2 separate regions of the Homo sapiens genome follow, and region 2 is linked to region 1. Evidence: chromatin loops called from intact Hi-C (ENCODE). Cell type or tissue: PC-9. All regions are shown on one strand. Links, peaks and the distances in the headings refer to the core of each region. The heading gives the core; the rest is flanking DNA.

Evidence for each region. Peaks named below come from ENCODE experiments on the same cell type or tissue, not always from the same donor. Only the 100,000 strongest peaks of a DNase experiment are listed, where the experiment ranks them.
Region 2: it touches region 1 in a loop (5-fold over the local background); 3 of 110 quality-filtered maps call a loop at or near these places.

Annotation. Positions count from the first base shown.
Region 1 is chr6:7,984,412-8,000,279 of GRCh38, reverse strand. All of the region lies in intron 4 of BLOC1S5-TXNDC5 (BLOC1S5-TXNDC5 readthrough (NMD candidate)), which reads left to right. It also overlaps the pseudogene PIP5K1P1. Among named protein-coding and RNA genes, the nearest start is that of BLOC1S5, 72 kb to the left of the region's middle. RefSeq lists an enhancer at 13,835-14,336. In PC-9, for the core only: a CTCF peak has its summit at 8,094 (motif pointing right); a DNase peak (open chromatin) is centred at 7,519.
Region 2 is chr6:7,663,736-7,679,603 of GRCh38, reverse strand. It overlaps LOC105374906 (a long non-coding RNA gene), which reads right to left and starts at 6,955. Exons shown (of 4, transcript XR_926437.4): 1 at 6,774-6,955; 2 at 5,154-5,310. In PC-9, for the core only: no CTCF peak of the experiment used is centred there; a DNase peak (open chromatin) is centred at 8,393; H3K27ac peaks cover 590 bases.

The DNA.
Region 1 (15,868 bases), core at 3,303-11,302:
GGTAATAAATTACCAAGCACTCGGCGCTATTGACAGGGGCTCTGGCCATGGTGAGCTGTTTGTCTTTGTACTGCCTTACAGCCTCTTGGGAGATGATGGCCCTGGGTTCCTTTTTGTACACTTTTGGGAAGCATCCCAGAGATTACTTGCAGTTTATTGAACTATTCTTATTTTACAACATTGTTTTCCTTTTACTCCTAAAGAGAATTTGGGACTTCTGTTTCAGACTTTCCAGATAAGAAATGCAAACTTTTAGAAAGAATGAATATTGGCCAGGTGCGGTGGCTCACGCCTATAATCCCAGCACTTTGGGAGGCCGAGGCAGGCAGATCACGAGGTCAGGAGATTGAGACCATCCTGGCTAACATGGTGAAACCCCGTCTCTACTAAAAATACAAAAAATTAGCCAGGCGTGGTGGTACATGCCTGTAGCCCCAGTTACTTGGGAGGCTGAGGCAGGAGAATTGCTTGAACCTGGGAGGCGGAGGTTGCAGTGAGCCCAGATCGTGCCATTGCACTCCAGCCTGGCAACAGAGCAAGACTCCGTCTCAAAAAAAAAAAAGAAGAATGAATATCTATTTCAGCAAAACATGTTTTGGGGTAGTGTGAGAGTTTTTTGGGCCCCTTGAATGTGGATTGGTAGATACTCCTATGAAGAGGCATCTTTATAATCCTTAGCAATCTAAACATCACCAAGGTAGCCTGATGGTACCCATGGCAAAGAATAACAATTAGGAAGATTGCTAATGTTTAGACATTGCTTTCTGGAATTCTCATTTGAAAGGAAGTCGGTACTGTATTTAATCAGGGATGAGAAAAAAATTGAGAATAGTCATCTGGCTGTTGAGCCTGTACAAGGCCAACTAGAAAGCTGTTTGGAAACTAGGTTGTGTTTTACATTTCATCTGAATGTTTGCATTTGCCTCTGTGTTGACATATCCTCCCCCATGAGTGAAAGGTGTAATAAATTGGATATAAGAGTCACAGGGAGGAACACTGAGCAGATTGAAGAGGGACTTGAGACACTGCAGCATTACTTAGGGGGTTTCATCGGCTGCCTCTGGGCATTTTTCCCGGAAAGATAGACCATTCTCTGTCTGGCTTTCTGGGTCTTCGTAAATCCTCTTCCCTGTGTGGAAGCTTAGGTATCGATGTCGTGTCTCTTCATTCCGCCTCAAAATCAACTTGTTTGACATTTGCTCTAGTGAAATGTATAACTTTTACAAGTATAGTGTGAAACTGGCATTTAAAACTACTTATTTCAGGCAGCCGGATATGGTGGCTCTAGCCTCAGGAGGCCAAGGCAGGATTACTTGAGCCCAAGAGTTTGAGACCAGCCTGAGCAACATAGTGAGACCCCATCTCCACAAAACAATTAAAAAATAAAAATGCTTATTTCTGATTGTATCAGAAATTTACCAATTCCTCATAAATTATGGAAATCGCTAAATTGAGGTTTTCTTTCTTTAAGGCATCTTTCCATTTGGCCTGGCCACTGCCTGGCCGAACGATGTGGTTGGCCACACATCCATGTTAGAAAATCCATTACCTTTCTCATTGTTCCTTGATTCCCACTGGCTCTTTTCAAGCCAGGAGACTCAAATTGAGAAGCTATAGGTGGAATGAGTCAATTTGTTTTATTAAAAAGGTAATGGGTCAAATTACCTCTTGAAGAAGAGTCAGTGACAAAAGCTAAAAGCAGAAGTAGGGTTTGTGCCACCATGCCCCAAGGGACAGCGAGTGGGGCTGTGCAGCCTGCGGTGTGGGGAAAGCAGTCCTGGGTGGAGGAGGGCCAGGCATAGGCCTTGGCACATCGTTCATTCCGTGGAATATTTTGGAGCCAGATTTCAGTGGTCTAGGCCTAGTTAAGAACTTGAGAATGAACAGTGTCTGGAGTCTTAAATCAGTTGTCTTCATTGTTTGGCTTTAGTTTATAGCAGTGGAATCATTTTTGGCTTTCTTATCTTGGCTCACTCCCAGGATTGGCTTAACACACTAGTTACCCAATTCTATAAATTCCAGTTACCTTACTAGTCTTCATAGCTACCTCAGAGGGAAATCGCCAGCCATGAATACTCAACTCGATGAAGCTGTCTGTGACGCACTTAAGCCCTAATGGGCTGCTGTTTATATTTAAGGATAAGTGTTATTAATGTTTTCTGGAATGGTCATTATTTTCTTGGTAATATTGAAATTTGGCAAGATATAGTATAGCTTGGTAAGCAAATACCAATTGTCTGTTAGTCTTCAATGACTAGGCATAGCACAGACTTACACAGGTAGGAAAGTTAAATTCAAGTCTGTGAATTTTTAATTCATTGTTACTTATACTGGACAAGTGATAGATTATGAATTTATATTTGCCATATACTTTTTTATAAGCATTGTTAAATATAGAATGAAATTTTTCTAAAGCAACATCTGTCTTAGACTGCATGCAGGGACTGTATCACTAGGCCAGTCAACATGTATCCAGTACTTGGCTAATTACAGGGAGTGTAAATGAGGTATATAATATGTGATTACTGCCCTGTAAAAAAACTTTTGTTGAGGAAGCAAAGGCTAAGTTAAATGAAATAGTTGGGAAACAGTTTAAAACTACATTTTAGAACGCTTGGATTTTACAGGAGGAAGAAATCACTGTAGGCTGAAATAGGTCATTGCGTCTTCCAAAGAGGCTTCATGGAAGAGGCAGGATGTAAAAGATGAATGGAATGTAAATGGGCAGAAAAGAGACAAGACAGAAACATTTGTGGAGCCTCTTTTGAATGCCAGACTCTTTGATAGCAACTTTATACACATAATCTCATTAATCCTGCTGAGTAGACATTTATATCCCTGTTTATACTGAGAATATTAAAGACTGGAGAGGTTAAGCAGTTTGCTCAAGTTTATACAACTAGTGAGATGCTCCTAAGTCATGGTTAAGACGATTGGCTCTGAATTCCAGGCAGTTTTAGATTTGAATCTCAGCTCCTCACTGACTGGCTGCCCTTCGTCTCCTTGTGCTTCCATTGTTTCATCTGTAAACCGGGAACTTAATAATAGTGACCTCACAGGTATAGAGTGATGAATAAATTACTTAATGAGACAAAGAACTTCACACAGTTTTTCATATGCTGTAACCACTCAGTATGTGTTTAAATATATATAGAAAGAGAGACAGATAATCTGACTGAGAGTCATAGCGACATCTTGTCTGACTCCAAAGTCTACATTCTTTGTAGTATATTACCCTGTAGAGGGAGCAGGTAGAAAATTCCAGATGGGAGAATAAGAATAAGCATTTTGTCTGCTAAAGAAAGGTGACGTCCCCTGCATGCCTGAAGTAGGGTTGGGTTGATGAAGTCATGAAAAATTAATTGGCTAAAGCAGATGGAAGCTAATTATGTAGGACCTTGAAGGGAGAACTTCAGACCAGATGCCACAGAGACCAGGAAAGCCAGCTAGTTCCTAGACGGAGAATAGCATGATGAAAGCATTGCTCTAGGCGGCAAAGAGGGGAAGGGTGGGGGTGCTGGAAGTTTACTTGGGAAACTGCCAAGTAAAGTATGAGGTAATGTAGTCTTGTGCTGCGGGGAGCAAAACCAGAACGTCCAAAGAAAGGACGCACATGGAGGATGCTGGTGCTGGCCGTGCCACCACACACGGCTGCTGGACTCTGGATGCTGCCGTTTCTACTAGCAGCCCCTGCCCTGGCACTAATGCCACAATGTATTTCTCTGCTGTAGACATGCTAAAGCTGAAAGCCAATGTTAACTAAAAACGATTCTGCCTTCTGTAAAATAAAAAGTAGGTGATGTTTTATTCTAAATAAATCACAAAATAAAATGTATGAGAAAAATATAGTGTACCACAGAGTCACTTAAGGTGTAAGTTTTCAGCTCAGCAAGCCTCATATACTGTTTTAATGCATGTGTACAATTTACTAAAGATTTAGCAAATTCATTACACTTCTCAAAAGGCTTGACATTTCTGATTGTATATCTCATTTTCCTCCTATTTTTTTTACATCTTTACCCAATGACATGTTTCCAGCTTGAGCGCAATAATGCCCAATCGTTTTTCTTAGCAATGTAGACTAGCACTCTACCTGCTAGGGCATGTAATTATCTACAGAGGTTAATATCTGAACATAAAAAGTGGCATCTATTAGCTGAATGGATCCTGAGCAAATCCTTTGTTTATTAAGCTGAAAGCTATCATCTGGAGGTCTTGCTGACTTAGAAGGGCCTGAGTCTGACAAATTGTTAATTAATATTGCATGTTCAGCCAGTAGCTACAGTATTCAGCCAGTAGCATACGAGAATTGCAATGATATAATTATATCACTAATTACGAAAGAGTATATCAGAATGATTAAGAATATGGAATTAGGCCTTGTGTGGTGGCTCATGCCTGTAATCCCAGCACTTCAGGAGGCCAAGGCGGATGGATCATCTGAGGTCAGGAGTTCGCGAGCAGCCTGGCCAACATGGCAAAACCCCTTCTCTACTAAAAATACAAAAATTAGCCAGGTGCAGTGGCGGGTGCCTGTAGTCTCAGCTACTAGGGAGGCTGAGGCAGGAGAATTGCTTGAACCCAGGAGTCGGAGATTACAGTGAACCGAGATTGTACCAGTGCACTCCAGCCTGGGCAACAGAGAGAGATCCTGTCTCAAAAAACAAAAAACAAAAAAAAAATGGAATTGCAACCAGACAGTCATGGGGTCCATTCCTGACCTTATTCCTCACTAACTGTATGAACTTGGCATATTCTTTATCCTCTCTGAGCCTCAGTTTCCTTACTTGGCTGCCAAAAAGGCTGGACGGGATACCATTTGGGAAGCATTTAGAACAGCATCTGGCACTTTAAAAATGCTTGATAAATGTTAGTACTTAATCATTATATTAAGCATGATAGTTTACAAAAAAACTTGCTCACATATTGAATTTCTTTGAACCTGTCAGTCCTGTGAAATAGACAGGAAAGGTGTTATTCTTATCTGATATTAAGAACTGAAGTTCATAGAAGGATTCAGTAACTGAAGTTAATTAGCGGCAAATCCAGAACTGAAAATTAGGGGCTGTCTCCTCTAGATTTCTAAACTACACACATAAAATACAAGACAGAGGCAAGAATCCCTGGCCTTTATGAATTTAAGCAAAGGTTCCTGATAGCAGTAGTTTTCAAATGCCAGTCCACGGACAGTGATCCTACAGGACAGAGTTTTCCCGTGTGTGTCATTTGGATTCTCAGACTGGATGGTGAAATGAGAACATGAGGGTTAGAGCAGTGAACTTGAGATAGAGTTAAATTTATCCACCTTAAGGAACTGCCTTTTACTATCATGTTATAGCTTTTCTACTTTTTGGTATTGAAATTGCCTTATGAAATGATGACAGATCATGGTAGCTATTTTTTGGTTAATGTCTCTATCTGAAGTAAGAGAACTTTGACAAAGACCACTTTGGGTCGCAGGTTTTGTTTTAGAAATGTTTCTAGTCCAAAATCGGAGAATCACTGCCCTAGAGTCATTTCATTATTTTACATATTAGTAGTTAAGTATACCGTAATACTTAGTTTATCTACATTAAGCCATAAAATCAGGGATTTGGATTTTTATGCAGTTTTTTTTTTCCTTCTTTTTTGTTTTTAGAGACAAGGTCTTGCTCTGTTGCCTGGGCTAGAGTGCGGTGGTGTGATCATAGCTCATTGCAGCCTTGAATTCCTGGCCTTAAGCGATCCTCCTGCTGCAGCCTTCCAAGTAGCTGGGACTGCAGGCACATGCCATGACACCCAGCTAATTTATTTTTGTGTAGAGACAGGGGTCTTGCTGTGTTGCCCAGACTGCTCTTGAACTCCTGGCCTCAAGCAATCCTCCCACCTCGGCTTCCCAAAGTGCTGCGATGACAAGCGTGAGCCACTGCATCCAGCCCTCCAATTTTAATTTTCTCTTGCTCTCTTTTTAATTACATAGATCACTGATGCTTATCTTTTTTAAGTAGCAATCGCAGACCGTTTTAGGAATCTTTTGGTAACTCCATCCCCCAAAACACATACACAAACAGTTATAGGTGCAAATTGGCTAGTTCACGAATTTGGTGGTACAGAAGCCCAGGGACGTGTAGGTGGCGCTGGTTCGTTAGTTTATGTAACCCGTTTTCTTTGTTTTTTTTCATCTTGCTTGTTTTCCCTATTAGATGTTAGGGCTTATACAGGTGAGAGTGGTGTTACAGGAGACTGGGCAAAAGGCTTAATGTCAGGACCTGATGGTTACGTAGAGGTCACTGCATCTTGTGTGGTTTTTCAGGCAGAACAGTCATATGATGGAAGATTGTAAAATATTATTAGTTATTTGTTATAGTTAATATATATGTTAGCAAAGAAGTGAGGAAGAGGACTCCTACATACTCCTACATACTCTCAAAGGAGAGTATAAATTGATGTAACCTCTTTGGAGGGCGATCTGAAAATATCTATCAACATTTAAAATGCACATACTGGCTGGTATGTGCTTAACAAGGTATGGCACATACTTGTTAAGATGTGTACAGAGGTCTTTGTTGTAGCTTTTCATATGAGAAAAATACTAGAAACAACATAAATATCCATTAATATGGAACTGGTTAATCAATTGTGTGGTATATTTGAATGGGAATACTATGCAGCCATGAAAAAGGATGGGTTAGCACTAAACATGATAATATGGAATGATCTCCAAGATGTTATTATGTGAAAAAGAAAGATACATTTTAAAAGGAGAAAATGCACACATGCTTGCATTTGGATATTTCTAGAGTGTATACCAGCAGCTGGTACTGATGACTGCCTCAGGGTAGGGTCTGAGGAATCAAGGGTCTGCAGGTCTGCAATGGGAGGGATACTTACTTTTCCTTTTTCTATTTATTGTAGTGCCTAAATCTTTTTTTTTTTTTCGAGATGGAGTCTCGCTCTATCGCCCAGGCTGGAGTGCAGTGGTGCGATCTCGGCTCACTGCAAACTCCATCTCCCAGGTTCACGCCATTCACCGGCTTCAGCCTCCCGAGTAGCTGGGACTACAGGCACCCGCCACCGCGCCCAGCTAATTTTTTGTATTTTTAGTAGAGATGGGGTTTCACTGTGTTAGCCAGGATGGTCTCGATCTGACCTCGTGATCTGCTAGCCTCAGCCTCCCAAAGTGCTGGGATTACAGGCGTGAGCCACTGCACCCAGCCTGTAGTGCCTAAATCTTTTAATCAGGTCCTTGTATTACTTATTCAATTAAAAAAAAGAGCTAGTTAAAAGGAGTTAATTTTAAAAATTACTGTGCAATATGAGCAAAAGAGGTTAGTGGATATTTACATTTCCTAACTGCAAGGAGATAAGGCAAAATGAACAGACTTCTTTTTTCCTTTTCTTTTTTTGCCTCATTCTCTAATGTGAGATCAAGGGGGCACCTGATGGAGTTAAGAACTGGGAAATGAATAAATCAAAGGAAATAGCTTTTTGCACAGCATGTAGCTAGTCTAAGGAATTTACCGCCAGAGGCAGTCATAGAGTCAAATACTGTGGCTGGATTTTTTTTTGGAAGTCTGGTCACTATGACCAGTCATAACATTTGTAGTTATGCAAGAAAAGATAAGGATAATCAAATCTGATGGTGCAGGATGTAAGCTGATCATTGCAAAGGAAGGAATTTCTCCCCAGCCTCCCTTCTTTTTTGGCTTCTCCCAGTGCCTCAGAATAACATTACACAATTAGCTAGGTCTGCTTTGAAGAGTTGACAGTACTTCCTCTGAATCATTAGGTATTATCCACAGCCAAGGGAAGGATTCCAGGCCTGCCAGAGCAGCAAAGCTCAGAACTCTTTTTTTGCACCCAGAGCGATGGCCCCTTCAGTTCCAAGTTCAGCGTTTTGGCAGGACAGCCCTCCTGCTGCTCTGCTCCTCCTGCCATTCCCGGTGAAGAACATGTTCAAAGGGAAATAATGGGTTTCAGCTCTTCTCCCGTTGAGCTGGCACTCTCGTATAAACAACAAACCCAAGATTATTGAGGGACTGAATAGATGTTCAGGAAATAATTCATGCTTTTTTCTCTTTCTCTTTCCTTCTTTGGCTCTGACTAGTAATGAATCCCTCCACCAGGGGGTAGACAGAAGACATAAAAGAAACCAGCACTGACCAATCTCATTTAGGCCCCAGTAACAGGTTTCATATTGTTCTAGGTCTCATTCATCCAAATAACCCAAGAAATACTGCACCCATTTACTGTCTTATATTTTAAGATCAAGAGTAGGATGTATCAAATTGACTTCGATTTGAGCAAGTAAGTAGAGTGTAGAATAGTATAGTATGTCAACATGAGCCAGATAAATTGCATTAACTAAAATCTACTGCAGATGAGGCCATTCTGTTTCTCCATGTGACTAGTTCAAAGGCAAAACTTTAGTCACATAAATGAGAGGACCTTCTTTTTTAAAAGTTTCTCCCCCATGTTATGGAAGCTGGCAACAGGCAGGCAGGGTATGTCTGTGTGCATGTATATGCATGCAGGGTGAATGCCCTTCCCTTTTCTGTCAGCCAACAGCTGGATGACTCCAAGACAACACAGTCAGTGATCCCAGGTCCATCTGGTGGCCACACACAGGGGCACGGCCTCTTGCTTGTCCCACAGACAAGATTCAAAACAGTCACCCAAACACCCAAAGTTCCAGGAGAAAATTTGTATCATTTTTGTTTGGCTAAATTATGTCTTTAAAAGTTCCAACAGAATTTTTAAAAATATCTCTTATTACATTTAATTATAATTTTAAAATAATTTCTTTGCTACTCAAACTCATCGACACCATGTACAACCTTACCTTTGAAGCTTTTTAGGAGACCCATTTCACTTCCAGCATTGTCCAGTAGAACTTTCTGCAGTGGGGGAAGTGTTCTTTATCTGTGTTGTCCAATATGGTAGCCACTAGCCGTATGTAACTATTGAGTACTCGGAATGTGGCTAATGTGTCTAAGGAACTGAATGTTTAATGTGACTTAATTTTCATTGACTTATAAGCAACAATGCCACCTGAACTTTAGCATTTCTTATATCCTCAGCCCATTTTTACTTTAGCATCCTAGCAAACATTCAGAAGTGACATGGTCATTTTCTTCCTTCTGGGATGGAGCGTTGGCTCTCTTTATTGTCATTAAGATCTTTGAAAGCAATAAGAAGATATAATTAGCCGGGCATGGTGGCTCACGCCTGTAATCTCAGCACTTTGGGAGGCCAAGGAGGGTGGATCACCTGAGGTCAGGAGTTCAAGACCAGCCTGGCCAACATGGTGAAACCCCATCTCTACTAAAAATGCAAAAAATTAGCCGGGCCTGGTGGTGCGCGCTTGTAATCCCAGCTACTTGGGGGGCTGAGGCAGGATAATCTCTTGAACCTAGGAGGTGGAGGTTGCAGTGAGTCGAGACTATGCCATTGCACTCCAGCCTGGACAACAAGACCAAGACTAGTCTCAAAAAAAAAAAAAAAAAAAAAAGAAGAAGATGTAATTTTTCTGTTTTCACACAGTTTTAGGAAAAGTGACACAGACTTGTCATTATGCAAAGGCTACGGTTTTTACTCAAATCCTGTCATGGGGCCTGTGTTGATACCTAATATCCCAATGGTAACCTCAACCTGCAACAGTAGTGAGGCTTTTTTCTCTAAATGGTATAACCCATAATTTTAGACAATAATAAAAGTTTAAAAATCTAATTTTTGCACAGCCAAGAATAACATGGGGTACTAGGAAATTCCATCAGCAAGGCAGGCAACTTCTTGGCATCAGGGATTGTGTCTTTTATCTGTTTCCTTAGTTCTAGCATAAATTTTAATAAGTGCTTCTCAAATGAGTGCTTTAGTATATGAGTGGATGAATAAATGTGTCTCAGAAGTCATGCTAGTAACATAACATTAAAGAAGCCTCTCATTAAAGCTCCTGGTGCCCTAGCAGGTATCTTTATTGGCAGATAAGTTATGGAAAGACACAATGTAAGAAATAGTATTTTGGACTCATGAAAGAACTCATATAAAAACATTGAAAACTCATCCATGACTAGTTTAGATAGTTTGAAGAATAAGTGGTACCCTGTGTTTATAAAGTATATGGGTCCGTTCGTTTTCACAAAAAAAAATTATTTCTCTCTGCATTTATTTATGACAATGCATGTCATCTTTCCTGGTCATGCCTTTTCACCTCGCTCTGCCTTTGCCTTATGCTGACAGACACATGGCATCGTCAGCTGCCTCCCTTCCTTGACTCCTGCCTTGTTTTACAATTATTACAGTCAGGTGTATTAAATTACAAACTAAGAGCCTTGCTTTCTGCTTTAAGATGCTTTACAGGATAACCTCAACTTTTCCTTGTTCCTGTCTCCTTTCTTCATTGTTGTCAAAATGATCCATCGGTTTCTTTTCTTTTTCTAAATAACTGATAAAAGTTTATTACATTAAAACCATATATCACTTTTATATTGCATTTGCCTTTTCCGAATGATACAAAGTAGAAGCAAATAGAGACACTTCATTAAAATGTTGATTCCCTATTCCTTTCCCTAAGACCCAGCCCTCCCTCAAATATTCTCTCCCACCCCTTACAGAACTCTGTCCTTAATAAAACACTTAAATACATCATAAATAGTAAATTATGAAAAAAATAGCAAGAATTGTTTCTTTCCTTCTTGTAAAAAAGAACATGGCAGCAAAGACAGGCAGCCAGAAACTGGCTGGGGGTGTCTAATATAGAAAGTTATTTGGGGTATGGGCTAACCTACTGTCAAGGCAGGGTGGGATAGAGAAGGGATAGAACAGGAATTCAACAATATGCCTGAGATACCAGGCCCCCTTCTTCTCCTGACAACAGTGGAAGGATCAGATGGAAAACCACAACTCTTGTAGGTGGGGAGGAGAGGGCATATGTAGCCCCCATTTCCAACTTCTCTGCATGAAGACGGGGGTAGGACATATGGCATAGCAATGACCTCACCGAGGCAAGAATCCACTGTCTCCCCATGAATTTAAGAAAATATTTGCTGGCCTCACAGATACGGACTGCCTGTTAAACAGACAGAGGTGTCCCCTCTTCACCTTAGCACCACAAACAGGAGAACACTGTTGGAAAAGATGGGAAGAGCAAAAAAATCTCCTTTGGAGAATGATCTAAAATTCATTTGGTAAGTCTTCATATTTAGAAAAGCAACCAGAATATATTTCAAATTGCAAAACAGTAATAATCATTATAGCCTGGCAGTGAATAGGATTCTGCCCAGGAAGGGCTATGATCTCCCAACCCATGGCTGCCTCATGTTTTAACAAAAGTGGTAAAGATTACCCCACGTCCCACTCTCTCCATTCCTTCAGCCTTAAGAAATTCATCAAGAGATGAGGAGTTTAAAGAGGAGCTGCTTCTGGCAGAGCAATCACTACTTTTCCCTTCACAAACACCGTGGCTCTTCTGAGGGAACCCTACGGATAGGCATCTCGTCAACACTTCTGGATTTTTGATCTGAAACTGGCTTGAAATTTGGTGCTGTGCGCTTTTTCCTTTTTTCAGGAAAAAAAAAAAAACAAAGTTGGGAGGTGGTTAAACACCCTTATCCCCCAAAAACCTATACAGAGATTACAGGGGTTTTCTTCCAGGGATCAGAGAGAAAGAACTAAGGTGGGGATAATGTGGCAGCTAGTCTGTCCTGAGGAAATGAAGAGTCCAGTTCCTGGTGAAAGATGAGGGGAAAGAAAACTGCCAAGTCCAGTAATCTCATTTCCAGCATGAAGAATGGGGGTCTGAAAAAAATTCAGTTGTGGAAACCAAGGTTAGCCAGTTGAAAATCCGTGCCACCCAACTCTGGAGTGGAGGGGATGCTGTGGAGAGGATGGAGTGGTCCTCAACTGTCCAAGGCACTAATGCCCATTTATGAGGACAGAGAAGAATAGGAGGCTCTTCTTCAGGAAGAAGATGGAGAGTGCACCTCGCTTCTTTTACACTCCTTTTTTGATGACCAAGTAGAAGAAAATTCAACATTGCTGGGGCAAGGGCTGACATCTTGGGATCACAGAGAAGCAGAATCTTGTTCCAGGTCTTCTGAGGCTTTGCGCTTAATGGGTGAACTCTGACTCTGTACATTCAAGTTTTTCCAAGGTTATACTTGTAGTTAGCATATGCAAAGTCTTTCCAACTACAGGTGAGAAACTGTGGTCAGTAATAGTGAGCCCTCACTGATTTCCTCCAAAGGTGGATTCTGAGGTCTGAGGTAAAACATCAGAACGACCAAGGTGAACACCTGGCTCCACTTGCACCTTTATCACTTGTGACTTGTGTTCCTCAGAGACCAATGGCTGGTAAGTAATGCAGGAGTTGCCACTGGAGCCCGTATGCAGAGAGAAAGATAAGCCAGACCGAAACTTTTTGGAAGGAGAAGGCTTCAAGGGGATCTTCTTAAATACTGCGTTGCACATGAAGTGCTGGAACCGTTCAGCGTAGAAGCCTGGGCGATGCACTGAGACAGCGTCCCCATCATGTACCACGGCTTTCCAAGAGTGCTCCAACTTCTTAAGAAACGTGTAAGACTGTAGAATGTCAATGATGCCAATATAAAGCAGAAGCCTTTCCCCTTTACTATTCTGAGCAGGGATGCCACCCATATGGTCATCGGCCTCCATGGTGTCGCCCAGCCGAGCCTCTCCCTGGATGAATTCCATGGCTGTGGAATACAGAGCCTTTTGGGGAGCCAGTCTTTGAGTGTCGATTGACACTTGAAGAGTGTCGCTGCTTAAGGGCTCTCGTTGTGCATGATCTATATTGTGGATTGACAGCCAGAGGCTATAGTCCATTATCTTGAAGCTCTGCAGCACCAAACAGTCACGCTGCAGGGTCTTACAGAGAGCATTGTACGTGTCAGCATCCAAAAAAAGACCATCAGGGATGTCTTGTAAGAAGTCTAGATCTTTAAATGTGGGAAGAGGCTTCTCTCGCTCTTTCTGGGAAGCCCGGCGTTTGTAGGTTGAGCCTTTGAGGTCATATTTGATATGCATTTTGACGGATCTTGGTAAAAGATTGTTCATCACCACAATCCGAATGTTCTTGCCACCTGTCTGCACACAGTACAGTCCAAAGAATTTAGGCAGCAAAGTCCGAGGGTTCTGGCTGAGGTTCAAGTAGTATCCTGGAAGCAGCTTCTGCAGAAACTCCGCCTCTTTATGTTGGAGTGTCTTAATAATGAGTTCATCGTCGCTGGACACATAGAACAGGGAACCACTAGCTCCAGAGCTACAGAGTTCAATCAGCGGCTCACTGCAGAGGGAGCACAAGTAATCATCGGGCGGGATACCAAATAGCTCCCGAAAGTAGCGGAAGGCAACCGGCGCATAGGTCTTGAAACGGAAGGCATTGTAGTGATGAGCAGGGGTCAGGTTGCTCCCTTCACTGGGGAAGAAGATACTCTCCACCACGTAGAAATCTTGCATGAGGACATCACGCTCTGGTTTGGTACTCAGGCTCCCCACAGTGTAAGTAATGCCTAACTGGATGGCACCTTTCAAGGCTGTTGAGGTTGTCTTTTTATATGTTGTCTCTCCTGAGGAATCGACACCTCGATGGCCTGTTTTCTTGATGGGCATGCCAGAGGCATAAGGCACCTCAGATGCCGTGGGGCTCAAGATTCCAGATGCTGAGGACGCGGTACAGGAAGGGGCCCCGGGATCAAAGGATGAAAAACCGACCGCCAACGACGGTTGGGAGGAGGCCGACGCCATCTTGGCAGCCCCCTTCCCGGCAGCCGCCTGGCTGTCTTTCCATCCGCCTCTTCCTGTTCTCGGAATCGAATCTTCTCCACGTGTCTTTACAGAACCCGCGTTCTGCGGGCCACCTTCCCGCCGCCTCTGGGGCCTCCCTCAGACCTGTCATCGAGCCGGCTGCTGGACCAGCTCAAGGCCGCACCATTCGCCTGGCATGGGGGAGAACGCCCGTCTCGCACGCCCTCCACAAGTTCAACCGCTTTCCTCAGAGGAGACTTTCCGCTTTCACAGAAGAGTAAGCTCAAGCTGACTGCTTGGACCCTGCGTCAGGAAAAAGCCACATCTGAAGAAAAAAAACAAAACGAGGCGTGAAAAGTCCCAGAGGAGCGAACGCCGCCTCTCTGTCCTCCCTACCCACGGCCTGTTTACCGCCCAACCCAGCCGCTTCGATCCGTCAGTTTCCTTCTTTTTTTCTTTTTTTCTTTTTTTTTTTTTGAGACGGAGTTTCCCTCTTGTTGCCCAGGCTAGAGTGCTGTGGCACGATCTCAGGTCACCGCAACCTTCATCTCCCGGGTTCAAGCGATTCTCCTGCCTCAGCCTCCCAAGTAGCTGGGATTACAGGCACGCGCCACCACGCCCTAGCTAATTTTGTATTTTTAGTAGAGATGGGGGTTTCACCATGTTGGTCAGGCTGGTCTCGAACTCCCGAACTCAGGTGATCCGCCCTCTTCGGCCTCCCAAAGTTCTGGGATTACAGGCGTGAGCCACTGTGCCCAGCCGATCCATCAGTTTATTTACGTGATCAACCCATTCCTACCTAAGCCTTTTTTTTTTTTTTTCAAGTTGCACCTAATGACTCGAATGCCCTATCATCTCGGGTCCTCTAGCCTCACTTCTCTCTTAGTATCAGAAACATACTTGAAACTCCAATTCATGTATAGAAGCTTTCTCAAACAACACCAGTGTGTTATGGAAGAAAGACCTCAGCGCTCTAGAAGTGTGATAACTGATTTAAGAATCTGCTTGTGCCACTAGCTGATTGTTTGATCTTGGATAAGTCACTCAACATCCCTGGGGCTCTATTGCTGCCTCTATGAAATGGGAAGGGAGGAGTTTAGGTAAATTTACATGATCCCTCCATACTCTAAAACCTATGGAATTAAGGAATAATATTTATTCCCTACCATCCTGTCAAAACCTATGATAATGACATGCTAACAAATAATGCCGCAAATATGTTCTCTAATGAGACAGAAAAATTGTACACTTTATTTATATGAAATTTATTATGTGTGCTGCTATGCCCCCAGCATACTACCATGAATGGACAAGTATTTGTGATAATAAAATATTTATAAATGGGGATTGGCTTTTGTTTATGGCAGAATAGTCCATTTAAACCAACCTCCCTCAGAGAACAAATTTTTTTAAAAATTTGGTCGGATACATTGGAGTCCTAAGAAGTTAGTGAATAATTATAGTACTGAGATCTGGGAAAAGAAAGAAGTACAGAGAGGTGAGCATTTGGGCCCACTGTTTCCTTAGGGACCTCTGCATGTTCCATTAGAGGTAGCTGAGAGTCTGATAAGCTTAGCAGAGTTTTTGACAAACTCAGTGGATTAGGGAACAAAAAACTGAGTTTGGGGTCTGATACAGCAATTGTCTGCTAAACTTCCCAAAACTTCGGATTGAGACCCTGAAAGGCTATATAGCATGGGAGTAAATGTGTATAGAAATAGACCGTTCCTCACAGACACTGCAATTCAGCTGCGAATCACCTCAATCCCTGGTGGGATCAAGATAATTGAGATGGGTAATATCCCTAGATGTCTATAAAGAGCAAATTTATATTCCTCTTTGGAGAAATATATTAATAACATTGTCCTAGCCCTTAAATTCTCTCTCATTTTTTATGTGTAATGTCCAGAATTCAGGCAGTCATTATTATGTACATAAGGAGTCAAGACAATGTGACTGAATACCAAGAGAAATGATAGACAATAGAAATGGACTCACAGGGGATCCTGCCATATCTCAGTAATATCATTCTCTTATACAGATTTTAAAGTAACACTGATTAATATATTTAAAGAAATAAATGACAAGATTGGCAACTTAAGCAGAGAACTAGAAATGCTATAAA
Region 2 (15,868 bases), core at 4,781-12,780, 320 kb after region 1:
GTGGTTTAAGCTTTGGGTAACCTAAGCTAATTTCACAGAGTCATAGAATGCTTGTACCAGAGACAATATAAAGACCATCTAATTGACACTCCTCATTGTGCGGATGAGGAGACTGAGTCCTGGGGAGATTACTGACTTGCCCAAGGACGCACAATTAGAGGCAAAAACCTGAGACTAAGAACAAGTTCCCTAGGACTTAATTCTGACAATCCTATTGCGTATTAAGGCACAACCTTGATATGTTAATTTTAGAATATCTATTGAGGAATTGATTTCTCAGCAATATATGGAGAGCCTCCTGGGTCCCAGGCACTGCGCTCCAGGGGTGGGAACCCAGAAGAACCCCTGGATATCTCCTGCCTTACAAACATGTGAATTGAAACAGTTGGCTGGGCACGGTGGCTCACGCCTGTAATCCCAGCACTTTAGGAGGCCGAGGCAGGCAGATCACCTGAGGTCAGGAGTTCGGGGCCAGCCTGGCCAACATGGTGAAACCACATCTCTACTAAAAATATAAAAATTAGCTGGGCGTGCTGGCATGAGCCTGTAGTCCCAGGTACTCGGGAGGCTGAAACAGGAGAATTGCTTGAGCCTGGGAGGTGGAGGCTGCAGTGAGCTGAGATTACACCACTGCACTCCAGCTCGGGAAACAGAGCAAGACTCTGTCTCAAAAAAAAAAAAGAAAAAAAAAATTGAAACAGTTATCTGTAGGAAAGCAGAAAGTAGACTGTCATTCTCCCAAGATCCCGCACTGCAAGGCTGCATGGGACCTTAGAGATCCTCATTCCCTGATTCAGTGTTACTCAGTGTTTATGGTTTAACTAACCATATTTCTTCTGTATAGGCAAATTTCATTTTTATTCCCCTAATTGTTCTTTCCTGTGCCTTCTGAAACACAAGTCAATGCCTACATTGCCGTCTGCTTTTACTTTTAACTTCTTTAACACTGGCCCAAGTGACAGCTGCATACTCGATATCTTTTGTCTTTAATGTGGATGATAAATAGGACTTGAATTTCTAACATTATGAGGTTTATGATGGGCCATTTCAATTTAGAAGATATACACTATCTTCCCAGCTTCTAAAACAAGGAAAGAGAAGGAGTAGCAAGAATGATTTGAACTCCTAATCTAGCCTCCCCCACATCCCCTCATTTTTAATCTTCTCAGATTTATTGTCTTCCAACATAATAAGGAAAAGAATGGAACGCTTCCTAAAATGTATCCTAGACTGGACATCTGCAAGTTGACCTCTATTATGTGTAATTCTTCACTGTTTCTTACTTTTGTTTCATTTGGACTCTTTCAACAGACATGAGCGCTTTTTGACACACCACAAGGACAGCTACATGAGCAGCGTTAGTTCTTCACAGGACATTGTTTCTCCTACGTACCTCATTAGGAGGTATGACCTCACACAATACAAATCACCTTCAGAAAGCTGACATTTTATTCTTTGTGCAACCTTACTTGTTCAAATATCCAACCATATCCCAAGTATGGAACATCACACAGAGCGTCAGGAGTCCAGCCAAACTTGGATGGAGAGGGGTAGGTCAGAGACGGTGTCAGTCATATTTTAAATTTTCATTTCTTCCACTGGCTTGTGTCCTAAATGCTATTTAATATTTGTTAGCACCAATTTCCTTTGTCTCTGGGAAGGTACTGAATGTGTACCTAACGTGAACTGAATTCCTTATCAGAGGTGAAATAAGAGTTAGGAGGAAGTGAGAATAATCCTCTCCATAGATTTGAAAGTGAACAGTCCTAAATTCATTACTGGACTATGGGTTCTCCCATCGAAAAGTGTTTGCCTGCTGTGCGCTCAAGCAAAGAACCCAGAAGTGGGGGGCAGGGGGGACCCCAGAAAGGACTTATAGAAAATAGGAGAAGATGGAAGATGGCTGACGACAAAGAAATAACAAATTCCGTCATCAATTGGATTTGTGTTTCTCAAAGAACATTTTGTATGTGGATGCACAATTTTTAATATTTTTAGATGCAAATTAGTAAATATTGGCTGTTTTCCTTTGCTCGAAAATATGTCTCTATTTCGATTCCCCAGAAAAACAGAACCAATAGAATGTAGGAAAATGATAGGTAGATAGGTGGATGGATAGATAGATAGGTAGGTAGGTAGATAGTTAGATAGATAGATGATATTTAGATAGATAGATAGATAGATAGATAGATAGATAGATAGATAGATAGATAATGGATAGATAACTTTAAGGAATTGACTCACGCTGCTGCGGGGTCTAGCAAGTCTGAAGCCTGCAGGGAAGGCCAGCAGGCTGGAGACCCAGAAAGGAAATAACAGTGCAGCTTGAGTCTGAAGACAGCCTAGAGACAGAAATCCTTCTTCCTCGGGGAACCTCAGTCTTTTCTCCTAAGGACTTCAACTCATAGGATGAGGCCCACCCATGTCATGGACAGTCACCTGCTTTAATCATACTTTACTGATTTAAATGTTAATCTATTTATGAAACACCTTCACAACAACATCTAGACTGCTGTTTGACCAACTCTCTGGGTACCGTGGCCTAGCCAAGCTGACACATGAAATTAACCATCACAATATCACAATGCTCAATCTGAGGTTCTCTACAAAAAATTAGAACAGAATTATCTTTTGTGTAATATCTTATAATTCAAAGCATTTTACATTATTGTTTTGATCTTTGAAACATTATGGCCTGAAAATCTGCAATTAGAACCTCTTGGAAATTGAAAAAAATAAATAAATAAAGCACCTTTTCCAAAAGTTTAGGTTCTTTGTCTGGAACTTGTAATACAATTGCCACAGTTAATGTAACAAATGGTTTTATTTCACCTGCTTAATCCATCATGTGCCTGAAGATGATAAGACTTGTGGTTCTCTTTCAGATACACCTAATCATTGTTTGTAACCCTATGTCTAAGGGGAAATACATTCTAAACCATGAATCAAAACACCAGTAATATCCTGCCTGTGCTGGCCTCCCTGTAAATGAGTTGTGACTGGGGAGACTCAAGACAAACAGACATAGGAAGGGTGATGATGATGCGCTTGGTCACCTGTAACTTCTTTGCTCTCTATATTTGCATAATTATGAAAAGCAACCACTCTACATTTTCATTAGCTAATATTCTGTAATCCAAACAATCCTGGAACCCAAGTATTCATCCCAGGGCACAAAAGAAAAGCATTCTAGAAAGAGAATCTTGGGGCCAGGTGCAGTGGCTCACGCCTGTAATCCCAGCACTTTGGGAGGCCGAGATGGGCGGATCACTTCAGATCAGGAGTTCGAGACCAGCCTGGCCAACATGGTGAAACCCCGTCTCTACTAAAAATACAAAAATTAGCTAGGTGTGGTGGCACGCACTTGTAATCCCAGCTACGTGGGAGGCTGAGGCAAGAGGATCGCTTGAACCCAGGAGGTGGAGGTTTCAGTGAGCCAAGATCATGCCACCACACTCCAGCCTGGGCAACAGAGCAAGACTCTGTCTCAATTAAAAAAGAAAAGAAAAGAAAAAAGAGAACCTTCAACCATGTGTTTTCATATAAAGGTTCTTTGTTAAGCTAGGGCCACCCGTCTAGATAGAAGTAGAGGAGTAGTTTAAAATGGAAGAATAGAAGCACTCACTTGTGATGTGAAAAATTCAAGTTGTTTTTTGTCTTTGAATACCTAAAAGCATGGAAATAAGGACAGAAGATCTAAATGGTGTAATGGAAAAGGAAGCCTACACATTTCAACTATGCACCAGCACCGTTACTGTTTTACTGGGATGGAGCCGTAAAGAAAAGCTTCCAAACTGATAATAGCGGCAGATACAATGCTATGTATTTATCAGATCTCATTTTATTTTCCTTTTCCCAGCCCACATTCCCCAGCCTGCTAGCAGTTAGGGACGGGTGACTGGGTGCTACTTGTGAGGACCTGTTGGAAGTTACAGAAGCCACACTCAGGCCCAGCGGTGACCCACCCCACCCCGACCGGCAAGATTGTCCACAATCTGCGATCTCATTTTCTTGGCAGTCTCAAAGGCCACACATTTAAGTTTGCAATGTCACGAGATAAAAGGACCCTGGGGCCCTGAGACACTGCTTGATAAAGAGTCACCAAAGAAAAACATCTGCCCAGCATGACATGAGGAAGACAAACCCTTTATCACGAAGCCACTGAAATAGGTGGTTTATTTATTAGACAGTATAACCTACCCTGTCCTGATAGAATATATCACCTAATTCTTGCTATCTGACTGTAGAAAGGAATCAACATTTTTAAAAGGACTGTATTCTGAAGTAAATTTGTCATGTGGAACATTATTCAGAGAACAGCAAATACCGTAACAGGTCACGTAAACTTCACAGCAGCATCGCCACGCATACAGAAGCCTCCTTCATTCAGCTGTATCTTGCACTGGCCAAACGTTCAGTATGCCATTCAGTTCCTCCACGGCCCAGCCATTTCCTCCCTCTCTAGCGTCTTCTTGCTCTCTCTGCTTCTCATTCTGTTTCTAGAAATGCCAAGCCACCTGTGGTTCCCTGCATGAGCCCCACCTTTCATAACTCTGCTCGTTCTATTCCTCCTGTGTGGACCTTTTTCCTCAGCCATCCTTAACTGGTCCATCCATCAAGATTCAACCAGAGGGCCGGGGGCAGTGGCTCATGCCTGTAATCCCAGCACTTTGGGAGGCTAAAATGGGTGGATCACCTGAAGTCAGGAGTTCGAGACCAGCCTGGCCAACATGGTGAAACCCTGTCTCTACTAAAAATACAAAAAGTAGCCAGGCATGGTGGCAGGTGCCTGTAATCCCAGCTATTTGGGGGACTGAGGCAGGAGAATCACTTGAACCTGGGAGGCAGAGGTTGCAGCGAGCTGAGATCGCACCATTGCACTCCAGCCTGGGTGACAAGAGCGAGACTCTGTCTCAAAAAAAAAAAAAAAGAGATTCAACCAGAGAAGTAGAATCATTCAATGTGATCTCAAACAAAGGATTTATTACAGGATTTGACTCCCCACCCCCACCCATGCAATCGTAGGAGCTGGTTCAACAGTTTACACACATCTGTTGTTTCTGCATCTGGCTCTGGGCCTGAAGTCAGCAGGGCAGGAAGTTAGGAAGGAAAGAGGCTTGAAGTGGGGAGAGCCAGAGCAAACCAGAACTCACCTGGGTAAGCTGGGAGCCCGGAAGGGTGAAGCAGAGCCCATGCTGGTCACTTACAAGGGAAGCTGGCACCTTCCATCACGGAGCTAGACACACACCTGGCCTAGGAGTCAGAGACGTCGAAGGCGCTGCCTCACCTCAACAAGGGAAGTCTGTGGATCTGCAAAAACAAGCGTGAGCTACCCGGCTCCACATTGACACAAGGAACATCTACACAGCTGCTGCCTTCCTTCTACCCTCCAGACCTCGTGCACATTTCTCATGGGGTCAGTCTGAGCCCAGAGCCACACAGGGAAGGGAATTCTGGGAAATGCGGTTCCAGCTTAGTTCATTGGATAAGTCCAAGGTCACCACCTTGGCTAACTTCTCCTGGCTCCTTTAAGACTCATCTCAGACCGTACCCTCCTGGGGACATTATCTTCAGCTCCAAGATTATGCTCATTGTCCTTCCTCTGTGCTGTCTTAGCATTCTGTACACACCATCATCACAGCATTTAACGCCTAATATTTAAATTGCTTATTTGTATGTCTATCTCTTCAGCTGGACTATAAGGTTCTTGAGGGCAGGGCTATGTCATATTCATTTTTCTGTCCCCAGCAGTGTCTGCACATAGTAGGTCTTTAATAAACATGGAGCGGAACCGTGGGCATGCATGCCCTCAAGGATTTACTGCTACCACTCCACAAATAAGGATCATATGTAAAAACCTAGGTGAAGAGTGGAAGGAAAATTCCCATATCCTCTCTCAAGCATACCCTAGAGCATATCAGTAATGCACTCAAGAGGGTTACAATGGGGAACAGCCACCCTGACTGTGGGCTGAGGATGGGCGAGTTTGGAATAGAAACTACTATTGAACATTTCTCAAATGCCAGGCATTAAATATTTCACATGCTTGGACTCATTTTGATTCTCACAAGAACTGCATAAGGTGGGTATTATTACTCCCAAGAAGGATACAGAGCTATTAAGTAATCTGCCCACAGCTGGTCCAAATCACAGCTGGATTTCAAAACCCGCGCTCATTCTGCTGCCCTGCGTTTCCGCCCCAGCCCGGGCTGGGGACTGCAGGTGGCTGGAGTGACACTGACTCCGAGGGGCCTTACACTAGAAGCGAAGGAAGTGGCGCCATCAGCTGGTGTTTTTCAAAGGCCAGAGGTGCTTATAAACAACCCTCCCTTCACGGCCCCACCCTCCTCCCACAGGGGCAGTCAGCAGGGTGGGGCCAGGCCGGCGTCCAAAACACCACTCCCCACCCCTGCACACCCCGAGGCTACTCAGGCTTCAGGCGGGCATGCCCTCCCTTCCAGCTTCTTCCTCCCTCCCACGGCTTTTCCTAACCCTGGCGTTCCCTGCTGTTCCACTGCTGAAGGCTGCCCGGGATAATCACGCTTTCACTAGAGCCCTCCAGGAATGCCAGGGAGTGGACCCTGGAGACCCTAAATACCCCTGAGACTGCCTGACACTCTTCCCAAGCTCTTCTACGGTGACTACGTGGTCCTTCCAATTGATCGGCTTTCTGAATAAGCCCGATCCCTTTGGGAAGACCATGGTGAGCAGTGTGCTGGGGTGGCTCTTGGACTCAGACAAGCTTGAGTGCAAGTTCTTGCCACGCTACTTACTGTGTGATCCCAAGTAAGCTGCTTAACCGTTCTGGGATACAAAGACAACACCCCCTCCTTGGGTGGTTGTTAGGGTACGTGCAACGGAGGCATGGAAAACCCTTAGCACAGATCCTGGCCCGCCGTGGCTGCTGTCACTGAGGTCGTGTTGTGGCCGCGGCTGCTAAGAGCACTGTCAGCATGGGAGAGAGTGGGCTCAGCCCGGTTATGATTCTCCTGCTGGATCACGTGGCACACAGGAGACTCAACAATGCAGCTACAATACAACCACTCCCATTTCTCAATTTGAAAAACAAGCCCTGCTTCTTCTTTTGATCAAAAGTGATTCGTTCATTCACTTGAACAGCTACTGTGTGCCAACCACCGGGACCCGCACTGGAGGTGGGGAAATATCTAAAGATATTGAAGACATCTTTCCTGGCCTCAAGGAGCTTTTGGTCTAAGTTTTCCTTTAAAGAAAGGCATTTGGGCTGTGTTAATAAGGGGTTAACAGCAGCTCTCTCTGTCTTTATCCATTTGCAGCTCAGCAGCGGTAAATTCTCATCTGAACTGCAATTGACCCTGTGCACACAATCATGTTATTCATATTCTTATAAACAGAGGGTACAGTATGTATAATTTCCTAGATTTCTGGGAGGGGATGTATCATAACTAAACTCCAACTTTTCCTTTGGAGAAACAGTCCCATTTGTTTCTGGTTAGCTTCAAAGCAAAAACTAATTTTTTCCTTCTATGTGTCAGTAACTCGAGTGAAATTTGTCACTTGTTTTTATGAAAAATTCTTTGCCATTACCTTCATTGCTTGAAATAAAAAAAAATTGAAAAGAAAAAAAAAACCACCCACTACAACTCACACTCCCTGCGTGGTACAAGGCACTTGAAACGCAATGACAGAATGGTGGTGTCATTTCTAGTCATGGAAACTAACAAGAGTCTCCCGGAATGGCCTCAAATTCATCCATCAAGAATCTATTTTCTAGTACCTACTATGGGAGCAAGACCACTGGTGACATCTTGTTCCAATTTAAGCAAGGTTGAGCTGTGGGCCAGCTCCTTCAAATCATAACCAGCACAGAAATTGCCTCCTACCAAAAAACCACAAGGGTTAGACTCTGTAAGAATGAATCCCAGAAAAGCTGGAACTCTCAAGTCCAAGCATATTTCTGAAGCAATCCAGTCAAGAACAGCATTTTCATTTTCTTTCTTTGGAGGATTTCTTGTTTGTCCTAGGATGAAGTTGAAGTGTGGTTGGGGATGAAGGAAGAGCAGCTTTATTTTGCTCCAAAAGAACTAACAACTCCTTCACCACCTTACCTTGAGCCAGAGCTATTTAGAAAATGCTCAATCTATTTTTACCTTTCTATATATGTATTTAATAGAGATACCATTTTATTAGTAAATTACCAAAAACATGAGCTGATGCTCTCTCAGCGGTGACTCATCGTGAATGGGACATTTTCCTAGAGACATAGCTATCCCCAGGGAAAAACCTCCTCTGAGCTGTTATTTTCTAATGTGGGGCATGCCTTACTATAGGGCTAAGAGAATTGTGACATTTAGGGAGGTTCCCTGTCTACATCCTGAATTCCAAACGTTATTATATGCACCATGGCTTTGAAGTCTGTTTATTTGACCCCTTTAAGTTCAAGTAGCCAAAGATCGAAGCAACAAATAGGAGTGGCCCTGAGATGACTCGAAGATGTTGGGTACACCCAGGATGAATGAGGAGCAGTCGATTCACATTTAGGATCCACGAGAGTAATGTGTGTGTCACTGTGGGGGATGACAGAAGAGATGGAGGAGGGAGGGAGGGTGCTGAAGGCAGTGGTCCGTGGTGGCCACCATGACCTGGGGCTACCTGCAGTGGCTCCTGTAATGGAGATGGGGAGCACTGGTTGTAGGGAACCAGCTGGCTCTACAGACCCCTGAGATGGTCACTAGTGCAATTGGCTGAATTATGTCCCCCCAAAATTCATATGCTGAAATCTTAACCTTCAGTGCCTCAGAATTTGACTCTATTTGAAGATGGAGCCCTAAAAGAGGTAATTAAGTGAAAGTGAGGCCATTAGGGTGGGACTTAATCTAATCTCACTGGTGTCCTTATAAGAAAAGGAAATTAGGACCCGGAGACACACAGAGGGAGGACCAGGTGGGGACACAGGGAGAAGATGGCATCTACAGCTCAGGAGAGTGGCCCCAGGAGGAACCAACCCTGCCAGCACCTGGATCTTGGACTTCCAGCCTCCCGGCACCTGGATCTTGGACTTCCAGCCTCCCGGCACCTGGATCTTGGACTTCCAGCCTCCGGAACGGGGAAGAAATAAAGTCCTGTGTAACGACCCTAGTCTGTGGCCCTGGCAAACAGTAGTACAATTAGCTACTGGGATTTGCAGAGCCAAATTCTCCTGGAATTGCTGCCAAACTTCAGATGTTTCCAAAATTGTCTTATATAAAGCAAATTGAGAAAAGCCTTTCTTTGGGATTTTAAAATTAGGGAAAATGGTAGTATTTGAGAAGCTTTATGATCACTCATTTATTTCTGCTTTTTCCTCGCCTCTCTCCTTGTCGAATGCTGGGCCTCCACCACCTCAGCTTCCTCTCTCTCCCGGCCCTTTTGAATCCTGGTCACCTGGTGTCATCTCCCCACCATACCTCTGAACATGCCACAGGTCACCAACAGCACCTCTGGGCCACCTGCAAATGCTTACAGCATTTGACCAAATTATTACTCCTTTTTTTCCTAATTTTTTAAACAGAAGAAATACTTGTATTCTGCAAAAAATTGACACACTGCAAAAACATGGAGTTAAAAGTAAAGCCCAAACCTCTGTTTCTTAACCTCTGCCTCCTTAAAACAGTGGCTGTCAACCAGGGGCAATTCTGCCCCCAGGAGGACATTTGGTAATGTCCAGAGATATAGTTGGTTGTTATAACTGGGTAGAGTGGAGTGTGCTACGGCGTCTAGTGGGAAGAGGCCAGGGAAGCTGCTAAACATCCTACAACGCAGAGCTGCCCCCAGCACAAAGAATAATCTCCCCAAATGTTAGCCATGTCCACATTTGAGAATCCCTGCCTCGGGGTAGCATAAAAATGTGCCCTACTCTTACCTTCTGTGATACTGCATTGGTGTTTTCTTCTATGTTTTGTTTTTGTGTTTGTGTTTTTGTTTAGAGATAGAGTCTTGCTCTGTTGCCCAGGCTGGAGTGCAGTGGTGCAATCATAGCTCACTGCAGCCTCTAGCTCCTGGGCTGAAGCGATCCTCCCATCTCAGCTTCCCGAGTAGCTGGGACTACAACTGTGCCAGCACACCCGGCTACATTTTTTTCATTTTATTTTTAAATTAATTAACCAGACACAAAGAAACTTTTTTTTTTTTTTTTTTTTTTTTTTTTTTTTGGAGAGATAGGGTCTTGCTCTGTTGTCAAGGCTGGTCTTGAACTCCTGGCCTCAAGGGATCCTCTTGCCTAGGCCTCCCAAAGTGCTGGGATTACAAATGTGAGCCACCAGGCTGAGCCTTGGACTGAATTTTACCCCTTCAAAATTCATAGGTTGCAGCTCTAACCCGCAATGTGACTGTGTTTGGAGACAGGCCCTTTGTGGAGGTAATTAAGGCTAAACAAGGTTATATGTATGGGGCCCTAATCCAATAAGACTGGTTTCCTTATAAGAAGAGGAAGAGACACCAGGGCTCTCTCTATCTCCACACAACAAAGAGAAAAGGCCAAATGAGGACACAGTGAGAAGGCAGTCATCTGCAGGACAGGAGGAGATATCTCACCAGAAACCAACTCAGCTGTCACCTTGATCTTGGACTTCCAGCCTCCAGAACTGTGAGAAAATACACTTCTGTTGTTGAAGTCATGCAGTCTGTGCTATTCTGTTATTGCAGCCCAAGCTAATACACCTTAGCTTGTCTTCTTTCCATGTCTTCACATGGTCTTCCCACTGTGCATGCACATTTCTGTGTCCTGATTTCCCTCTTGTTGTAAGGACACCAGTCATATTAAATTATGACCCACCCTAATGACCTCTTTTTAACCTAATTACCTCTTTAAAGACCCTATCTCCAAACAGTCACATTCTGAAGTTCTAGGGTTTAGGGCTTCGACGCATGAATTTAGTGATGGAGGGAGCACAATTCAGCCCATATGAGGCAGCATCTAAAGTAACCCCACAGGAGCTATCACAAGGCCAGGTACATACCTGCTCTGTGGAACTCTGTCCATGAGTCCAGGCCATCCACAATCACATTCTCATACCCTTTAGAATTTTTAGGCATGAATAAAACATCAGTCCACCATGCCCCTTCGGCTCTGTGAATTAAATGTCTAGCTCCTTGAGATCCCATTAAAGCTCCCCTCCCTGGCCTGGAAGTGAGGGAAAGGGAGGAGGCATCTCCATCCCTTCCCCACGAAGTGTGAGCAGAAGTCACAGAGTGCTAAGCACGCTCTCCAAACACCTTCTGTGATTTCAGACCTCCTGGATAACTGCCTCAACTCTTTGATACTCTTGGATAGACACGTGGCCAAAAGTTACAAAACTGCTTTTTGGAAATCTCTTTTACAATTCCCACATAGCGATCTTCCTTCGGCGGGTCAGAGAAGTGGGCATCTGCTATAGTGGTGACCTAGCTGAATCTGAAACAGAAATAGCTGCACTTAGAATCCACTTACAAGTATAGTCCTTAGGATGTCTTCAGCTGCAAGTGGTAGAAAATCCTAATTGGCATTGATACAACTAATAAGGGGCTTAATATGTCACATAAGAAGCACCCAAGGAGGGCAGCTCTAGGCCCATCAGGACGTCAGCTCATTTCTGTGATTTTCATGGCTTCATGTGTTGGTTTCATCCTGAGACTGGCTGCAAGATGGCTGTAGCAACCACTGACACATTGTGTAGACAGAACAGGGGCTGCTGATCATTGTGCAGAAGTCGCCCCAAGGACATCTTCTCAAGTCCCATTGGCCAGAATAGGGATACATGCCCTCCCTTGAACCAGCCACCTACGAGGAGAATGGGATTGCCATGATGAGCTCAGTCTTAGGATTTCTACCTCCTGCATAGTTCCCAAGCGTGTCCAGAGTGAGATGAGATGATCAGCTCTACTGCCCCCACCACCCCCAAATACAGACCCCGGGGAGAACCTGTGCCAGCTCACAGGACTAATCAGGTAAACTAGAGCCATCTTACACTGTCTAAGGCTCCCGCCCTGCTTCCACTCTAAGGAAGCCAAATGAGGGGGAGAGAAGAAGCAGCACCAGCCGGTGTTATTTTAAAGGTATACTGACTCCCGTGCATTTAAAGGAGGGTCTGATAACCAAAAAACATTGATGCTGAGATGGGAATTTGGAGCTGGATCACCTCCTGCCCAGCTGCCAATGAGGACCCCACTGTAGGTAGCAGCAGGAGGAGCACAGATCGTCCCGGGTCCAAGATAGCCACTAAGTCAGTGAAGCTTTCACCAGAGGCGCACGTGGTGGCATACCAGTGAAGGCCAGTGCAGGTGTGTGCTCGACTCAGTGCATGCACATTTCTAATAGGTGATTTTTCTAGGAAAGTGTAAATTGTGAAACCAACCTCAGAAGAGAAAAAAATGACAGACTAATTACCGTAAGAGGAATTAAGACATCTGTCAAAGAGCTAACCAAACTGGGGTGTGTGCACACACATATACACACCCAGAAAAGCTCAGATGGCCTCACAGAGACCTAAATCTGTAAGGATTAAATAACCCCCAAACCTATTTAAACTTTTTGGAGCAAGTACAAATAAGACAACATCCCAATTCTTTTTTGTAAATGAAGTTTCCCTGCATTCATATAAAAATCTGTTTAAGATAATAGAAGAAAACTCCAGGCCAATCACACATAGGAATATTGATGGAAAAAAAATTAGTATCAGGAAGTCTATTAATGTAATCACGCATGATATGATCTTGCTATAAAACAGGAGCAAATCAATTGAAACATATAACAAACAACACAAAAATATTACAGAAGGTGGCTAATTACATACAAAGAGACCAGTCCAGAAAAAGTCGGAAGAAAATTCTATTTTCCAATACAGTTATACACCACATAATGGCATTTCGGCTGATAATGGGCCACATATACAATGGTGGTCCCATAAGATTTTAATACCATATTTTTATCCTACCTTTTCTATGTTTAGATATGTTTACATACACAAACACTTAATGTTGTGTTCCCATTGCTTACAGTCTTCAGTATAGTCACATGCTGTACAGGTTTATAGCCTAGGAGCAATAGGCTATACCATACAGCCTAGGAAAGTAATAGGCTGTACCATCTAGGTTTGTGTGAGTACACTCTAAGATGCTCCCACAATGACAAAATCACATTTCTCAGAATATATACATGTCTATAATTAAACATGAAATAAAAAACCATTGCCTAAGCCAAGTTCAAAAGGTTTACTCTTTTCTTTTCATCTATAGTTTTATAGTTTTGGATCTAAATTAGTAATGTCAAAGATATTAGATATATATAAGCAAAATTTGTCAAGTAAGATTTGAACAGATGAGAAAAGATACACTGTTTTGGAACAAGAAGCCCTAATTTTATTAAATATCAATTATCCCCAAATGAATCTATACAGTTACTATAATTTCGGCTGGGCACAGTGGTTCACACCTGTAATCCTAGCACTTTGGGAGGCCGAGGCAGGTGGATCACCTGAGGTCAGGAGTTCAAGACAAGCCTGGCCAAAATGGCAAAACCCCGTCTCTACTAAAAATACAAAAAATTAGCTGGGTGTGGTGGCCAAAATGGCAAAACCCCGTCTCTACTAAAAATACAAAAAAGTAGCTGGGGTGACCTGTAATCCCAGCTACTCGGGAGGCTGAGGCAGGGAAAATTGCTTGAACCCAGGAGGCGGAGGTTGCAGTGAGCTGAGATCGCACCACTACAGTCCAGCCTGGGCAACAGAGCAAGACTCCATCTCAAAAAAAATAAAAAGAGCTTACTATAATTTCAACAAAAATACTAATCAGAATTTTTTAAGTACATGATAAATTGCATTCCTATGATCCTGAATTGGTTGTATTCTCTTTAATGTGCTGCTGAATACCCTTTGCTAATATTTTAGAATTTTTGCATTGATATTGTTTAAGAAATTTGGATGAAATCGTAACTATAAGGACAATGGAATCGGATGGTTATTCCCAAGGTCAGTTCAATTCTGGAAAAAAAGATAATGAAAAGCTGAAAATGATAAAACTGGCCAATAAAAGTTAAGTGTGACCAAGACAGTTACATGGTGCAACAATAGTCTTTTCAGCAAATGGTGCCGGACAACTGGAAATCCACATTCAAATGAACCAAGTGGGACTCTTGCCCCACACCATATACAAAAATTAAGGCAAAATGCAACACAGACCTAAATGTAAGATCTAAAACTACAAAACTCTCAGAGAAAACATAAATTTAGTAGGCAATGGCTTCTTAGATATGACATCAAAAGCACAAATGACAAAAGAAAAAAATAGATAAATTGGGCTTCATCAAAATTAAAACCTTCTGCATACCAAATGACTCCATTGAGAAAGTGAAAAAGCAACCCATAGGATGAGAAAAAAAATTGCAAATCATATATCTGATAAGAGACTTGTATCTAAAAACTTCTATGTGTACATAAAAACTCTTACAACTGAATAATAGAAAACAGCCCAAATTTGAAATGACCAAAGGATTCGAATAGACATTTCTCCAAAAAAAAAGATATACAAATGGCCTGGTCAATGTACACATGAAAAGATGCTCAATATCATTAGTTATTAGAGAAATGCAAATCAAAACCACAATGAGAGACCACATCACACTTGCTAGGAGACTGTACTCAAAAAGACAGACAATAACAAGCGTCGGTGAGGATGTGGAGGGATTGGAGCCCTCATACACGCTGGGGAGAATGTTAAATAGGGCTGCTGCTTTGAAGTTTTTTTCTTCCAACTTTTATTTTAGATTCAGAGGGTACATGTGCAGGTTTGCTACCTGGGTATATTGCATGATGCTGAGGTTTGGGGTACAATTGATCCCATCACCCAGGTACGGAGCACAGTACCCAATAGTTAGTTTTTCAACCCTTGCCCTCCTCTCTCCCTTCTTTCTCTAGTAGCCTATTTGTTTCCATCTTTTTTTTTTTTTTTTTTTTTTGAGACAGAGTCTCACTTTCTCATCCATGCTAAAATGCAGTGCTGCAATTGCAGCTCACTGCAGACTCAGCCTCTTGGGCTCAAGCGATCTTCCCACCTCAGCCTCCTTAGTAGCTGGGACCACAGGTGTGAACTACCATGCCTAGCTAATTTTTTATTTTTTGTAGAGATGGCGTCTTGCTATCTTGTCCAGCCTGGTCTTGAACTCCTGAGTTCAAGGAATCCTCCCACCTTGGCCTTCCAAAGTTCTGGGATTGCAGGCATGAGCCACCTCACCTGGCCTGTTGCTATCTTTATGTCCATGCATACCCAATGTTTAGCTTCAATTTATAAGTGAGAACAGGCAGTATTTGGTTTTCTGTGCCTGCATTAAATTCCTTTAGGATCATGGCCTCTAACAGCATCCATGTTTCTGCAAAGGACATGATTTCATTCTTTTTAATGAATTTCATTATTTTTTATGGCTGCATAGTATTCCACGGTGTATATGTACCACATTTTCTTTATCCAGTCCACCATTGATGGACTCCTAGGTTAATTCCATCTTTGCTATTGTGAATAGTGCTGCAATGAACATGTGATTGTATGTGTCTTTTTGGTAGAATGATTTATTTTCCTTTGGATATATACCCAGTAATGGGATTGCTGGGTCAAATAGTTTAAGTTTTAAATGATTAAATGGTTTATGTTTAAGTTTCAAGTGGTTTATGTTTTAAGTTCTTTGAGAAATCTCCAAACTGCTTTTTCCACAGTGGCGGAACTAATGTGCATTCCCACCAACAGTGTATTAAGTGTTCCTGTTTCTCTACAGCCTCACCAGCATCTGTTATCTTTTTATTTTTTAGTAATAGCCACTCTGAGTGGTAAGAGATGGTATCTCATTGTGGTTTTGATTTGCATTTCTCTGATGATTAGTGATGAG